Regions from separate parts of the Homo sapiens genome. Here region 2 is linked to region 1. A link is a loop called in an ENCODE intact Hi-C map of the cell type or tissue named here. Cell type or tissue: heart right ventricle. All regions are shown on one strand. Links, peaks and the distances in the headings refer to the core of each region. The heading gives the core; the rest is flanking DNA.

Region 1 (7,876 bases), core at 1,822-6,821:
AGAAATGTGATCTCGGGGTGGTGGAGGCTCTAGGGAAAGGAAAAGGCAGGAGTGAACTTCCACACAGCAGCAATGGCAGAACCAAAGGTGGCTTTGACCTCCACGAGGGCTCAGATCCAGGCCAACAGCTTGTCCAGGACAGGGTGCCGGGTGTATCACTGGTCCAGGAGCACTATGCTGGCAGAATCCCTTTGGTGCCTGATGGCCCTGCCTTCGTGGGAACAGAGGCTAAGGCTTTGAGTTACAGCTGCCTCCCCAACAGTGCATCCCCTTCTCCCTCCTCAGCCTCAGGTAGGAGACAGGGCAGGCAACCCCCTTTCCTCTTCTCCCCTTCTCCAGCCCCTGTCTGTCCACCCAGCTGGAGGCAGCCAGGCTTGCCTATGGACTGGTTGACAGCCTTCATGCAGAGGTTCTCCACCAGAGCCTTTCTTGGGGGCCCCTGGCCTGGGCTCTGAGCTGGGAGTGAAGGGGATGACCCATGCGGACTGTTTGCTGCTTGTAGCTTTCCCTGGGAAAGACTCTGCCAGGCCTTGGAGCCAGACCAGGAGGCTTTATAAGGCCACCGCAAGCAGCAGGGCTCCAGATGACATCACAGGGAAGATCAAGAGGGTGTGGAGGGGCATCGAAGCCTCTCCAGGAGACAGGAGACGCTGGTCCAGTAGAGCCCTAGGGGCGACGCCACTCCCACTCACTGTCTACTCTCCTCTCACCTCTGCAACACTGGGGACACTCACAAGAGTGTGATCCAAGTCGGCCGTCGTCTTCTGCAGCTCTGGAGACCTGATGCTAGGGAAGGGCATGCCTGGCATCACCACACACCTGGGGGGAGACAGGAGCCTGGGGCCGGTGGGCCCACACATCACCAGCTGCTCCGTTCTACCATTTCTTCAGCCCTCTTGGCTGTGCCTGCAGCTCTGCCCCTCCCCTCTCTGCACCTACCACCCAGAGAGGGCTTGTTGAGCTCAGAGATCCCACCTAGGCCAATCCACTGGGTTCTGCGGCAGCGATGGCCTGCCTGATCTTCCACCTGCTCTCCCAGGGCCAAAGCCAGACCTGCTGAGCCCCTCCCTCCAGCCGGCTGGTCTGAGCAGTCACAGCCCGGCTTTGGGCTCCGATGGCAGCAGACGGCAGGTAGGGGTCCAGCTGCTGGAGCGAGGGCCGGCCACCTATCACAGCCAAGGAGATGAGCACAAGCACTACTTACTGGCCTAGGTTGTCAGAGAAGTTGATGCTCTCACTCATCTTTCCTCCAATCTTTCCCCTATGCCTGGTTGTGGTATTAAGTTACATGCAGACAACAGGGGCCAGAAGATGAACAATGGCCCATCCCACTCTAGGCATGGCTCCTCTCCACAGGAAAACTCCACTCCAGTGCTCAGCTTGCACCCTGGCACAGGCCAGCAGTTGCTGGAAGTCAGACACCTGCAGATCAAGACCACAGCATCAAGACCCTGTGACCTCTCAAAGGACCGGTGGAAAGGACACGGGAAGTCTGGGCTAAGAGACAGCAAATACACATGAACAGAAAGAAGAGGTCAAAGAAAAGGCTGACGGCAAGTTAACAAAAAGAAAAATGGTGAATGATACCCGGTGCTGGCAATCTCGTTTAAACTACATGCAGGAACAGCAAAGGAAATCCGGCAATTTGCGCAGTCATTCTCAACACCGGCCATGCAGCAAAATCATCAGTGGAAATTTAAAAAAATACACATGGCCAGGCCCCAGCCCAAATCACTAATAAGAATCTCCAGGGCTTCACCTGTTAGACTGGCAAAAATCCAAAAGTAAACACTTTGTGGAGAAACAGGCATTCCTAGACATTGCCGGTGGGATACAGAACAGTACAATTCTGATGGTAATCAGTTAACAAATTAAACATATTTATTTTATACTTTTAAACCCAGGAATCCCATATTTAGGAGTCTACTGAGACCAAACAGCATATGCTCCGGGTGTTTCCCTATAATCCGCCACTACTGTTGGAGCAAGAGGGCCCGGCAGTGTCCCCAGCTGCCAGCAGGCGGGCGTGCTGCCACTACACCTTGAGCAAGAGGACCCTGCAATGTCCCTAGCTGCCAGCAGGCGGCGTGCCACCACTATACAGTAAGCAAGAGGGCCCTGCAGTGCCCCGGCGCCAGCAGGGGGCGCTGGCGACCACTGTAAGCAAGAGAGCCCTGCGCCTCTCTGCGCCGGCGCCGGCGCGGCGCGCCTCTCTGCGCCGGCGCGGCGCGGGGTGCCTTTGCGACGGCGGAGTTGCGTTCTCCTCAGCACAGACCCGGAGAGCACCGCGAGGGCGGACCTGCGTTGTCCTCTGCACAGATTTCAGTGGTACTGCGAAGGCGGAGCAGAGTTCTCCTCAGGTCAGACCCGGGCGGGCGGGCGGGCTGAGGATACCGCGAGGGCGGAGCTGCGTTCTGCTCAGCACAGACCTGGGGGTCACCGTAAAGGTGGAGCAGCATTCCCCTAAGCACAGAGGTTGGGGCCACTGCCTGGCTTTGTGACAACTCGGGGCGCATCAACGGTGAATAAAATCTTTCCCGGTTGCAGCCGTGAATAATCAAGGTTAGAGACCAGTTAGAGCGGTTCAGTGCGGAAAACGGGAAAGAAAAAGCCCCTCTGAATCCTGGGCAGCGAGATTCTCCCAAAGCAAGGCGAGGGGCTGCATTGCAGGGTGAGGGTGAGGGTTAGGGTTTGGGTTGGGTTTGGGGTTGGGGTTGGGGTAGGGGTGGGGTTGGGGTTGGGGTTGGGGTTAGGGGTAGGGGTAGGGGTAGGGGTAGGGTCAGGGTCAGGGTCAGGGTTAGGGTTTTAGGGTTAGGATTTTAGGGTTAGGGTAAGGGTTAAGGGTTGGGGTTGGGGTTAGGGTTAGGGGTTAGGGTTGGGGTTGGGGTTGGGGTTGGGGTTGGGGTTGGGGTTAGGGTTAGCTAAACCTAACCCTAACCCCTAACCCCAACCCCAACCCCAACCCTACCCCTACCCCTACCCCTAACCCCAACCCCCACCCTTAACCCTTAACCCTTACCCTAACCCTAACCCAAACCCTAACCCTACCCTAACCCTAACCCAACCCTAACCCTAACCCTACCCTAACCCTAACACCCTAAAACCGTGACCCTGACCTTGACCCTGACCCTTAACCCTTAACCCTAACCATAACCCTAAACCCTAACCCTAAACCCTAACCCTAAACCCTAACCCTAACACTACCCTACCCTAACCCCAACCCCTAACCCCTAACCCTAACCCTACCCCTAACCCCAACCCCAGCCCCAACCCTTACCCTAACCCTACCCTAACCCTTAACCCTAACCCCTAACCCTAACCCCTAACCCTAACCCTACCCCAACCCCAAACCCAACCCTAACCCAACCCTAACCCCTAACCCTAACCCCTACCCTAACCCCTAGCCCTAGCCCTAGCCCTAACCCTAACCCTCGCCCTAACCCTCACCCTAACCCTCACCCTCACCCTAACCCAACGTCTGTGCTGAGAAGAATGCTGCTCCGCCTTTAAGGTGCCCCCCAGGTCTGTGCTGAACAGAACGCAGCTCCGCCGTCGCAGTGCCCTCAGCCCGCCCGCCCGGGTCTGACCTGAGAAGAACTCTGCTCCGCCTTCGCAATAGCCCCGAAGTCTGTGCAGAGGAGAACGCAGCTCCGCCCTCGCGATGCTCTCCGGCTGTGTGCTAAAGAGAACGCAACTCCGCCCTCGCAAAGGCGGCGCGCCGGCGGAGGCGCGGAGAGGCGCAGGCGCGCCGAGGCGCAGGCGCGGAGAGGCGCAGGCGCGCCGAGGCGCAGGCGCGGAGAGGCGCGGCGCTCTTGGGGAGACGCGGCGCAGGGCATAGACGTACGCCGGCGCCTCCCCGGAGGGGAGGGGTCGCTGGGCGGGCGGGAGTGAGGCGCGGCGCCGGCGCAGAGACGCACGTCGCTGGGCTGAGGGTGGCGGGGAGTGTTGCAGTCGTACATTCGCGCGCCGCCGGGCGGGGAGCGCGGGGGTGGCGCGGTGCAGGCGCAGAGACACACGTACCCGGCGGCGCAGAGACGAGTGGAACCTGAGTAATCTGAAAAGCCCGTTTCGGGCGCCCGCTGCTTGCAGCCGGGCACTACAGGACCAGCTTGCCCACGGTGCTCTGCCATTGCGCCCCCTACTGGCGACTAGGACAACTACAGGGCCCTCTTGCTTACAGTGCTGTCCAGCGCCCCCTGCTGGCGCCGGGGCACGGCAGGGCTCTCTTGCTCGCAGTATAGTGGTGGCATGCCGCCTGCTGGCAGCTAGGAACATTGCAGGGCCCTCTTCCTCACATTGTAGTGGCAGCACACCCGCCTGCTGGCAGCTGGGCACACTGCCGGGCCCTCTTGCTCGCATTGTCGTGGCTGCACGCCACATGCAGGCACATGGGGACTACGCAGGGCCCTCTTGCTCCCGGTGTGACGGCTGGCGTCCCATATTGGCCACCTCCTGCACCACTTAAAGTCAGAGCGCCAGTTATTAATCCCCATCAGTTCTGTAAATTAAAACTGAAAAGGAGCTATTACTGCGGAGAGCTGATGTCCCAGTTATTAACTTGGAAGACAGCTTTTCACCAAGAGGCAGTACAAAGATGGAAGATAACTTCATTGAAAAGAAATACAGTGTAAAGAGCTTATTGTACAAAAATAGGGAGGAGTAGGCTGATACTGCATGAAAACAGCCTAAGAGTCCTGTGCAGGGATTTTTATTTTGGACTTCTTCACATTCCTACCTCTGTCTCAAGTCTCCGCCTGTTTTCTTTGGTTTTCCTGCTACTGCCTTAGGTCCCCGACTTGCCCCACTTAGCCTTGTGGGACCTCCTCACTTGATTGAGGTACATGTGTGGTGATCAATCCGAATCCACTCTGGCACCAGCCTCCTTCCCACCATACCAGGCAGGCTGACAGCGGTCACGTTTGTATCTACTGCAGCTGCCTCTTTTGAATGTCTTTCTCTGCCTTAATCTGTACTTATGGTGCCAGGTTTCTCTTAAGAATGTCCCCTTTGTCCTTCTTATCAGCATGTAGCTAGCAATATTCTGACATTTTTATTGCAGAATGAATGATGATTGGGGCTTCTTTTTTTTTTTTTTTTTTGAGACGGAGTCTCACTCTGTCACCCAGGCCAGACTGCGGACTGCAGTGGCGCAATCTCGGCTCACTGCAAGCTCCGCTTCCCGGGTTCACGCCATTCTCCTGCCTCAGCCTCCCGAGTAGCTGGGACTACAGGCGCCCGCCACCGCGCCAGCTAATTTTTTGTATTTTTAGTAGAGACGGGGTTTCACCTTGTTAGCCAGGATGGTCTCGATCTCCTGACCTCATGATCCACCCGCCTCGGCCTCCCACAGTGCTGGGATTACAGGCGTGAGCCACCGCGCCCATCCGATTGGGGCATCTTAAGAGAAGTTCTAGGGTGTTTCTGCGTAGGTACCTCTTCTCCCTCCTAACCACAATTGACAAGTGCCCATCCACTCCAGCACTAGAGATGCTACTAATATGTGCATTTTTGGTGGTCCCTCCAGGTGAGCCTTCACAGACTTTCCCTTTTCCAGGAGCTCCCCCTCCTGTTCATGTCTAGCTAGCTATCTACTCTAACAGAGCCCACTATCCTGTGTCTTTCCCAAAAATAGTGAGGGAATGATTAATTGGAAACCATAAGAAATGATATGCATGTAGATGAAAACTTTACAACTTACACAAATAATCACTCAAAATCATCCTTACACTAAAAATGCAAAACTATACAATTTCTAGAAGAAACTATAGAGGAAAAGCTATGTGCCTTTGCGTTTCGTAATGAATTTTAACAAATGACACAGAAGGTTGATATACACAGAAGAAATGACAATGTGGATTTCTTAATATTTACAGTTTATACTCTGGAAGAGACCTTGTTAAGAGAACAAAAAGACAAGCCACATGTTGAAGAAAATATTTGCAAAATACAGATCTGAGAATTTGTATTCAAAATATATAAAAAATTGTTAAAACTAAACAATAAGTTAAACAACCCAATTAAAAATGCACACAGATCTGAACAGACACTTCACCAAAGAAGATCTACAGATGGCAAGTACACTTACAAAAAGATGCTCAACATACTAGAGAACTGAAAACCACAAAAAGATAGCACAGCTGGTCTATATCTCTTAGAACTGCTAAGCTCTTTAACAAATGACAAATTGCTGGAGGAAAACCAAGAACTCTTTTCATTGCCAGTGGAACACAGTGTATAAGACCAAACTATGCCACCCCGAAATATAATGGTAGGAAACCAGAATATGCAACCCCAAAATATGTCCCTTTGGCTTAAGAATTATTCCAAGCTAATTATTTTGAAAAAAAATGCTAACAAAGGAAGTTGTGAAAATAGAGAAGTTACTTGTGTAAGGAAAATTTACATCTATAAAGGAAATCACCATTTAAAAGCTACCTCTCTCGACGCCAAGAAGAGAAGGATAACTAAATCACTGAAGAGTCTTATCAATGGAGAATGCGTGGACTTAAGTCTGTATAACGCACCTTACCCTTGTCTAATGTGCTTTTGCTGGTTAGCTCCCCACTACTGCACCTCAAATCTTCTTTCTTTAAGTTGAAGATAGTATTTATGCTTGAATTGAAAGCCACCTGTTGGAGATTTACTCATTTTTCCCTGAGTATCTCCCATGTAACCATAAGATATACATGTTTTTAAACTTTTCTGTTTTTCTCATTTTAATCTGTCAGTTTTTACAGAGCGTTCCATCTAAGAATTCCAAAAACAGAAAATTATTTTTCCTCCCCTATTACAAGTTGTGCATTTTTTTCCAAAGCTAAACAAGTCTCACCTTACAATCCAAAAATAACATTCCTAAGTATTTTGACAACTACTTTGATGTTATTTCCCATCAAAAGCTACCATGCAGTTATTTACAGAAGCCCTATTCATAATGACCAAAGGAAAAAAAAGGAATCAGAAAGTCTTACAATAGATGACTGTGTGGGAATCCACTCAGACATCAAAAGTTGTTATAAAGATTATTTAAATGAAAACATTTGAGATACTGAAGATGAAGAAATCTTACCAGAACTTACTTTATCCAATTAAAGCAGAGCTCCCAGAAAAATACAGCTGCCATTAACCCCATCCAAGGAGTTTCTTGCAAATTCAGCTGCCATGAAGACAGCGTACTCTTTCGCATTAGCATTGATAAATGAAAATGAAATTCTAAGCTCCCAACTGACTGAACAGACCCACTCTTGGCTGAGGGGACCCCAGAGTAACTTTCAAAACTGAGTTCTCAGCTTTGCTAGGATGGGATGATGGGGTTAAGATACACATCGTTATACCCCCTCCTTTGCTAACCATGATGAGGCTTTCTTCCCTAAGGATTTAACAGAAACCAGCCCTTTCAAAGCCTCCACCACTGATATCAACCTCTCCTTTCTTGCCTGATAAGAGACCACCCACGATGGAGAGGTTCTGGCCAGCGTACAGAGGATGCACAGAGCGAGTTTTCATGTCCTCTGCTTCACCTTTTAATGTCAGAGGGCTGAAAACTCCACCCTGGGATCATGCTAACACTGCCATTTTTTGTACATGGGACCCATGAAGAAGCAAGAAACTCAATTGTGCGTGCATGCATTTCTCCTTCCATAAATATTCATGACTCCTCCTAGAGCTTATTAAATAAATCTATTTGGCCATTCCACTCAGCATAAATTGCTATTTCCTTTACCTCCTCCTTGAAGCGTCTGTTTCTGGCTTCTGGCTGGAGGCTATGCTTCCCAGCCTGTCAGAAGGACAACCCTGCAGGCTACAACCCTTTATAGATAATAAATCTCTCACTGGGTGGGTGGCTCATGCCTGTAATCCCAGCACTTTGGGAGGCCGA
Region 2 (8,117 bases), core at 1,410-6,409, 96 kb after region 1:
ATTTGGTATCTAGTAACTGCAAGGCCAGCAGACAAGTGTTTACCTCTCTCCTTCAAGAAGGGGCATTCCCCTCCAAGGATGGGGCATTCCCACACTGAGGCAAGGCTGGGTGCAGGAGGCAAGTGAGGGAGACTTGTTCCCGTCCACGTTTGATTCACTGTTTCCAAAAACATGGAAATGCATTATCAAACAATTGTACAAATATACGTCAAGTTGCCTGGAATTCTCCTTTCGTGTGCAGACAGGCTGATCCAAGTCTGTGCCTCCATCTACCTTCTATATAACTCTCACACACCAAACCAATATTTCCCTTATCCTAAATCAACCCAAGGCCAGGTTCCAGGCAACTAGAGACCACCCCCTATAGCCCAGGCTCACCCATGTTATTCAAAGTAGCCAGTCCTAAACTGATGGCCCGGCCCTGCCTTGCCTTTCCTGCAGAAACTCCAGTAAGGGCTGTGGCCCACGCCTTCTCACTCATCTTTTGCCTCTTGACCATCCTAACGCTTTCTCTGTGGCCCTGCGTGTTGTGGCATGTCCCCTCCTCTCAGGAACTGTAAGAAAACTTCTTTCAGTAACATTGGCCTCTCCACATCATCATTCAGTCACTTCCATAAACTAAAATCCTGCTGTTACAATTGAGACAATATATATATTGTCTCAATATATAAAGAACATATAATATATAAAGAATAGTATAATATCTTATATATATATTCCTTATAATATAAAGAATAGTATAATATATAAAGAATAGTCACAACTCAACAATAAAAACACAACCCAAATCAAACATGAGCAAAGATCTTGAACAGACAGTTCTCCAAGGAGGATATACAAATGGCCAGCAAGTCCAGGAAAAAGATGCCCAACACCATTAATCATCAGGGAAATGCAAACCAAAACCACCATGATGCGAACAATATGAATGTCATGAAGGCCGCTGAGCTGTACAATTAAAAATGCCTCAGATAGGCCAGGTGCAGTAGTTCACACCTGTAATCCCCGCTCTTTTGGAGGCCGAAGTGAAAGGATTCCTTGAGCCCAGGAGTTCAAGACCAGCCTGGGCAACATGGGGAGAACCCAGCTCTACAAAAAATAAAAAATTAGCTGGGTGTAGTGGTACATGCCAGTAGTCCCAGCTATTCGGAAGGCTGAGGTGGGAGGATCACTGGGGCCTGGGAGGTTGAGCTGCAGTGAGCTGTGACTGCACCGCTGCACTCCAGCCTGGGCAAGAGTGAGACTGTCTCACAACAACAACGACAGGCTAAAATTATAACTTTCATGTGCTGCCTATTTTACCACAGTAAGAAAACAATCATTAAAGCGTTGTGTTGGTCAGGGTTCTCCAGAGAAATAGAACCAGTAGAATTTGTTTGTTTGCTTGTTTATAAGCTATTGATTGGCTCATCTAGAACCAGAAATAACATTTGACCCAGCAATCCCATTACTGGGTATATTATAAATCATTTTACTATAAAGACACATGCACACGTGTGTTTACTGCAGCACTATTTACAATAGTAAAGATTCGGAACCAACCCAAATGCCCATCAATGACAGACTGGATAAAGAAAATGTGAGACATATATATCATGGAATACTATGCAGCCATGAAAAAGAATGAGTTCATGTCTTTGGAGGGTCATGGATAAAGCTGGAAACCATCATTCTCAGCAAACTAACATAGGAACAAAAAACTAAACACCACATGTCTCACTCATGAGTGGGAGTTGAACAATAAGAACACATGGACACAGGGAGGGGAACATCACACACCAGGGCCTATTGGGGGTGGGGGGAAAGGGGAGGGAGAGCATTAGGAGAAATACCTAATGCATGTGGGGCTTAAAACCTAGTTGACAGGTTGATAGGTGCAGCAAACCACCATGGCACATGTATACCTACGTAGCAAACCTGCATGTTCTATGCATATATCCCAGAATTTAAGTAAAATTAAATTAAATTAAATTAAAAAGATATTGATTGGATACATCATTCTGGAGGCTAAGTCCCGCTGCGAACCACCTGTGAACTGGACCCCCAGGAAAGCCTGTGGTGTCCCAAAGTCCAAGAGGTGGAGAATCAATAGTGTAGATTCTAGTCCAGGTCTTAAGGCCTGAGAACCAGGAGTGGTGAGGGCTGGAGAAGATTGATGTCCCACCTCAGTAGTCAAGCAGAGTTAATTCAACCTTCCTCTGCCTTCTTGTTTTATTCAGGCCCTCGGTAGATTGATAATGCCCACCCATGTTGACCATCTTCTTTACTCAGTCCAACCATTCAAATGTTAATCTTTTCTGGGAACACCCTCACAAACACACCAGAAATAAGGTTTAACCAACCAGCTGGGTATCCCATCACCCAGTCAAGTTGACACATAAGAGTAACTATGTCAAGCATAGACCATAAAAACGAAACCAAAACATCACAGTGATACACCACTTCGACTTACGAGTAAGGCTGTATGAAAACAAGAAAGCCCCTAAAAAACAGAGCATAACTAATGTTGTTGAGGATGTGGAGAAACTGAGACACTCATACATTGCTGGTGGAAAGGAAAAATGGTGCAGCCACTGTAGAACAGCTGGGCAGTTCCTCAAAACATTAAATACTGAGTTACCATTCGATCCAGCAATTCTACTCCCAGGTATATATCCAGGAGAAATAAAAACGTGTCCACACAAAAACTTGAACACGAACATTCGCAGCAGCACTATTCATAATAGCCAAAAGGTGGAAACAACCCGAACACCCAACAACTAGTGAATAGATCAACAAAATATAGTTTGTCCACACAATGGAATATTATTTGGTCATAGAAATAGGCCAGGCGCGGTGGCTCATGCCTGTAATCCCAGCACTTTGGGAGGCTGAGGCGGGTGGATCACTTGAGGTCAGCAGTTCAAGACCAGCCTGGCCAAATGGGGAAACCCCGTCTCTACTAAAAATACAAAAATTAGTCGGGTGTGGTGGCGCATGCCTGTAATCTCAGCTACTCAGGAGGCTGAGGCAGAAGAATCGCCTGAACCCGGGAGGCGGAGGTTGCAGTGAGCCGAGATCAAGCCACTGCACTCCAGCCTGGGCGACAGAGTGAGACTCTATCTCAAAAACAAACAAACAAACAAACAAACAAACAAAAAACCATAAGATTCCAACCTTTTGGGCTCAGCAATTACACTCCCAGAAGTCATGCCTCAAATGCACTTTTCTGTCTTCTAGGTCTTTTCTCCTCTCTGTCCTAATCTCCTCTCCATGCCTCAAGTGATGCCAATAAATGGGTAATAATTCCCTTAAACTCCGTGGAATTAATTTCTTTTTGACTACAGGAATTCACAGTTCAAAACAAAATAACCCCAGATTCCTTAATAAATAGAAACCTTAAAGTTCCTTCTAAAAAGATTCACGGCTATAAAAGTAATAAATGAATCGCCCAAAATATCGCGCTGTGGGTCGGGTTAATAACCCTATTGGACAGGAGCTGGCATTACTCGGTTTGGGCGGCCGAGCCCAGACATCAGCATATGTGCTACCGTAGTACCCTCTTCTGGCCGAATACAAAATCAAGTTTATGGGGCCGCTTTTAGTCAAGTTTTCCATAGCTGCTTACAAGCACCGAGTTTCCTGCGACTTCCTGTTTATCGCCTCTGCTCTCCTCAAGTTCTCAGCTTTTTCTTGCATCAGCTAGGCTTGCCTCCTCCTCCTCAGGGAAGATCAGGATCCCCTGATATTCCTAATCTCAGCTCCCAAGATTTGCCCCTTGCACTACCCTGTTTCCTGGCTGTTTGCACCATAGCCTCCCACCTTGAGTAAGTCTAGTTCCATCTGTTCTCTCTTATCTATCTGCCTCCGTACTGGCCATTTACCATATGCCCACATTGCATCTGGGCCTCTGCACTCATGACCTACCTGCCGTTCCCTCACTCACTGCCCCATCTCACCTGCACTTGCCTGAGCACTCTCCGTTGATTCCTTGATCCAGGGTTTTATAAAATGAGGTCTGTGGACAATCTACATTCTCTCCACCTGGCTGCTTGCTACCTGAGCTCCCTGAATCAGACCTTCTGGAATCCTGGAACCCGCATTTATAATAAATACCCTGAATAATTTTTATGTACATGCACACACATACACACAAACACACACACAACATAAAAACCACCCTGGGCTGGGCACAGTGGCTCACGCCTGTAATCCCAGCACTTTGGGAGACCGAGGCGGGTGGACCATGAGGTCAGGAGATCGAGACCATCCTGGCTAACACGGTGAAACCCCGTCTCTACTAAAAATACAAAAAATTAGCCGGGCGTGGTGGCGGGCGCCTGTGGTCCCAGCTACTCAGGAGGCTGAGGCAGGAGAATGGCGTGAACCCGGGAGGTGAAGCTTGCAGTGAGCTGAGATCGCGCCACTGCACTCCAGCCTGGGCGACAGAGCGAGACTCTGTCTCAAAAAACAACAACAACAACAACAACAACAAACACCCTGATGTTTTTGTTTGTTTGTTTTACTAAGCCATATTATCTTGTCTAGAAACTTGCCATGGCTCCAAGCCATCTAAAGATTTAAATGCAAAAGACTCAGATTGGCTTTCAAGGCTTTTGGTAAATTGTTTTATATATTTTTTGTCCTTTCCTGTAAGAGGATTATATTTCCCCTTTCCCAGGGATGGCAGGCATGGCCAAGTGACTTGCTTTGGCCAATGAAACGTGAACAGCTGTAACATGTGCCACAGTCAAGCGGACACTACGAAAACCATTGAACAGTTCTCCCATATTTTCTTTCCCTTGGCCAGAATTGATGATAACCCAGATCGAAGCTGCTTCTGCAGCCTGACCCCAGAACAAAGGAGCCATGGAGCAGAGCTACAGATACCCACAAGGGAAATGTAATGTAAGAGAGAAATAAGCTTGTAGTATTGCTGTGATTTGGAGAGTCCTTTGTTACTGCAGTTTAACTGCCTAAGCCGACTGATACACAGTATTTCACAATTTGCTTTTCTAACTCTATTTCCCATTATTCCCTAACACTTATTCCAACTCCTGCCAGACTGAACTACTTGCTTTTCCCCAAAGACCAACAAATTTCTCCAACTCGATGCAGTTATTTGCTTCCTATCTCCTGCCTGCCAACAATACCTCTCAAAGTTTAATTTCAACCTTCAAGTTCATCTCAAGCGCTACTTTCTCTGTGCAGGGGTGTCTGATCTTTTGGCTTCCTGGGCCACACATAAGATACACTAACACTAATGATGACTGGTGAGCTAAAAAAAAAAAAAAAAAATCTCATAATGTCTAAAGAGAGTTTATGAATTTGTGTTGGCCCACATGCAGCCTGCGGTACACAAGCTAGACAAGCTTGGTAAAAAGCCCTTCCCCATTCCTTTGATGCCAACTACTGTAACCTATGTTTATTGTTTTTACATATTTTCTTATCACCTCCGCCAAGAAAAAAATCATAAACTCCTTGACATTAAAGACTATCTTATTGGCCAAGTGCAGTCTCTCACACCTGTAATCCCAGCACTTTGGGAGGCCGAGACAGGCGGGATCACTTGAACTCAGGAGTTCGAGACCAGCCTGGCCAACATGGTGAAACTATGTCTACTAAAAATACAAAAATTAACCAAGAATGGTAATGTGCTTCTGTAATCTAAGCTACTTGGGAGGCTGAAGCAGGAGAATCACTTGAAACCCAGGAAGTGGAGGTTGCAGTTAGCCGAGATCACACCACTGCACTCCAGCCTGGGAGACAGAGCAAGACTCTGTCTCAAAAAAAAAAAAAGACTATCTTACTCACCACTGTATTCCTTGAAGCTTTGCAAATAGTAGGTATCCACTCAAATATTTATCAAATTAGCACATTCAATTAGAGAACTGCTGTTTAATATGTTTACTTTTTTACAGGAAGATTTTAAAGAACATTTAACATACTCATTGGGGAAGCAAAATTAAGATACAAGAAGAATTAAAAATCATAGCAAATAGCAAAGATTCCTACTGAGTAAAATATGGGCCAGGCACGGTGGCTCACATCTGTAATCCTAGCACTTTGGGAAGCTAAGGCAGGCAGATTGCTTGAGGCCAGGAGTTCGAGACCAGCCTAGGCAAAATAGCAAGACCTCATTGCTACTAAAAATCAAAAAACTTAGCCAGGCTTGTTGGTGTGCACCTGTAGTCCCAGCAACTTGAGAGGCTGAGGTGGGAGAATCACTTGAGCCCTGGTAGTGGAGGTTGCAATGAGCCAAGATCATGCCACTGTACTCCAGCCTGGGTGACAGAGCAAGACCCCATCTCAAAAAAATAAATAAATAAAAATAAAGTATAACTCAAAGTTTAATGAATCTCTTTCTCTCTCTCTCTCTCTCTCTCTGTAAAAATAAGCATGTCTTGACCTTCATCTCTCTCCCTGGATATACTCAACAGATCTTAAAGTAAAACTTCACCAAAGGGAAACAATGTGTCACACGACTCACGAGTTACAACCCCTATTGTTACAGTCCATATGCTAAAAGCAAGGATTTTTCTAATTATGGAACAAATTAGCTTATGTAAATTCTTAGGCGTAGGAAAAATGTATTTCCCTGCTTATGATTAAAAGCCAACAAAATATAATTCCAATTTTAAAACAAATCCCCTTACCAAACCCCAACAGCAAAGTGCTGCCCCTACAAACCTCACAGCAAATAGAGAGTCCTTATTCTCAGTGACTAGCAGCTGCCTCTTTTCTCACTCCTCTCCAGCTTCAATTAACCTAATGCCCTCTGAGACATTTTGGCAGTAATTGCAAAGCTTCTTCCGGTTTGGGAATCTAATTTAATTAGATTGGCGAGACTTGATTTTAGATGTTTCTCCTCAATACCAATTCAAAACTTAATACTTACTTTGCTTTTGTTTCCTGGTAATAACTGGTTTACGGCCCTGAGAAGAAAAACTGGGGCCAATAAAACAAGCTGGATTAGCCTGGTTCTTCACTGACTCCACAATTGGCCTACCATTTGTGCAAAGTCCACTCCAGGAGAAAAATGCTTTGAAGGTGGGACTCTAACATCCTAATGTGTCCGGACTCAGTGGGTTCTCGGTCTCACTGACTTCCAGAATGAAGCCGTGGCTCCTCGCGGTGAGTGTTACAGTTCTTAAAGGCGGCATGTCCGGAGTTGGTTCCTTCTGATGTTCGGAGTTTCTTCCTTCTGGTGGGTTCGTGGTCTCGCCGGCTCAGGAGTGAAGCTGCGGACCTTCACCGTGAGTGTTACAGCTCATAAAGGCAGTGTGGACCCAAAGAGTGAGCAGCAGCAAGATTTATTGCAAAAAGCGAAAGAACAAAGCTCCCACAGCTCGGTAAGGGAACCCCAGCGAGTCGCCACTGGGGGCTCGGGCAGCCCGCTTTTATTCTCTTATCTGGCCCCACCCACATCCTCTGATTGGTCCATTTTACAGAGAGCGAGTGGTCTGTTTTGACAGGGCGCTGATTGGTGCGTTTACAATCCCTGAGCTAGACACAAAGGTTCTCCAAGTCCCCACCAGAGTCAGGAGCCCAGCCGGCTTCACCCAGCGGATCCCGCACAGGGGCCACAGGTGGAGCTGCCCGCCAGTCCCGCGCCCTGCGCCCGCACTCCTCAGCCCTTGGGTAGTTGATGGGACTGGGCACCGCGGAGCAGGGGGCGCTCTGGCCACACAGGAGCCCACGGAGCTGGGAAGGCTCAGGCATGGCGGGCTGCAGGTCCCGAGCCCTGCCCCGCGGGGAGGCAGCTAAGGCCCGGCGAGAAATCGAGCGCAGCGCCGGTGGGCCGGCACTGCTGGGGGACCCGGCACACCCTCCGCAGCCGCTGGCCCGGGTGCTAAGCCCCTCATTGCCCGGGGCCGGCAGGGCCTGCCGGCCGCTCCGAGTGCGGGGCCCGCCGAGCCCACACCCACCCAGAACTCGCGCTGGCCCGCAAGCACCGCGCGCAGCCCCTGTTCCCGCCCTCGCCTCTCCCTCCACACCTCCCCGCAAGCTGGGGGAGCCGCCTCCGGCCTCGGCCAGCCCAGGAAGGGGCTCCCACAGTGCAGCGGCGGGCTGAAGGGCTCCTCAAGTGCCGTCAAACTGGGAAACCAGGCAGAGGAGGCGGGGAGAGTGAGCGAGGG

The links. A loop is a pair of places that touch in the nucleus more often than their neighbours do. Peaks named below come from ENCODE experiments on the same cell type or tissue, not always from the same donor. Only the 100,000 strongest peaks of a DNase experiment are listed, where the experiment ranks them.
Region 2: it touches region 1 in a loop (5-fold over the local background); 10 of 110 quality-filtered maps call a loop at or near these places.

What each region holds. Positions count from the first base shown.
Region 1 is chr2:113,600,008-113,607,883 of GRCh38, forward strand. LOC124907874 reads left to right here and starts at 813. Exons shown (of 3, transcript XM_047446749.1): 1 at 813-1,273. The coding sequence starts at 1,264. It also overlaps the pseudogene DDX11L2. RefSeq lists a silencer at 3,734-3,943. In heart right ventricle, for the core only: CTCF peaks have their summits at 2,152 (motif pointing right) and 4,240 (motif pointing left); DNase peaks (open chromatin) are centred at 3,714, 3,794 and 4,214; H3K4me3 peaks cover 1,144 bases; H3K27ac peaks cover 1,500 bases.
Region 2 is chr2:113,696,820-113,704,936 of GRCh38, forward strand. LINC02936 (long intergenic non-protein coding RNA 2936) reads right to left here and starts at 7,355. Exons shown (of 3, transcript NR_186169.1): 1 at 6,878-7,355. It also overlaps a transcript of SLC35F5 not described here. RefSeq lists an enhancer at 3,641-3,700. In heart right ventricle, for the core only: a CTCF peak has its summit at 3,524 (motif pointing left); a DNase peak (open chromatin) is centred at 3,533; H3K4me3 peaks cover 587 bases.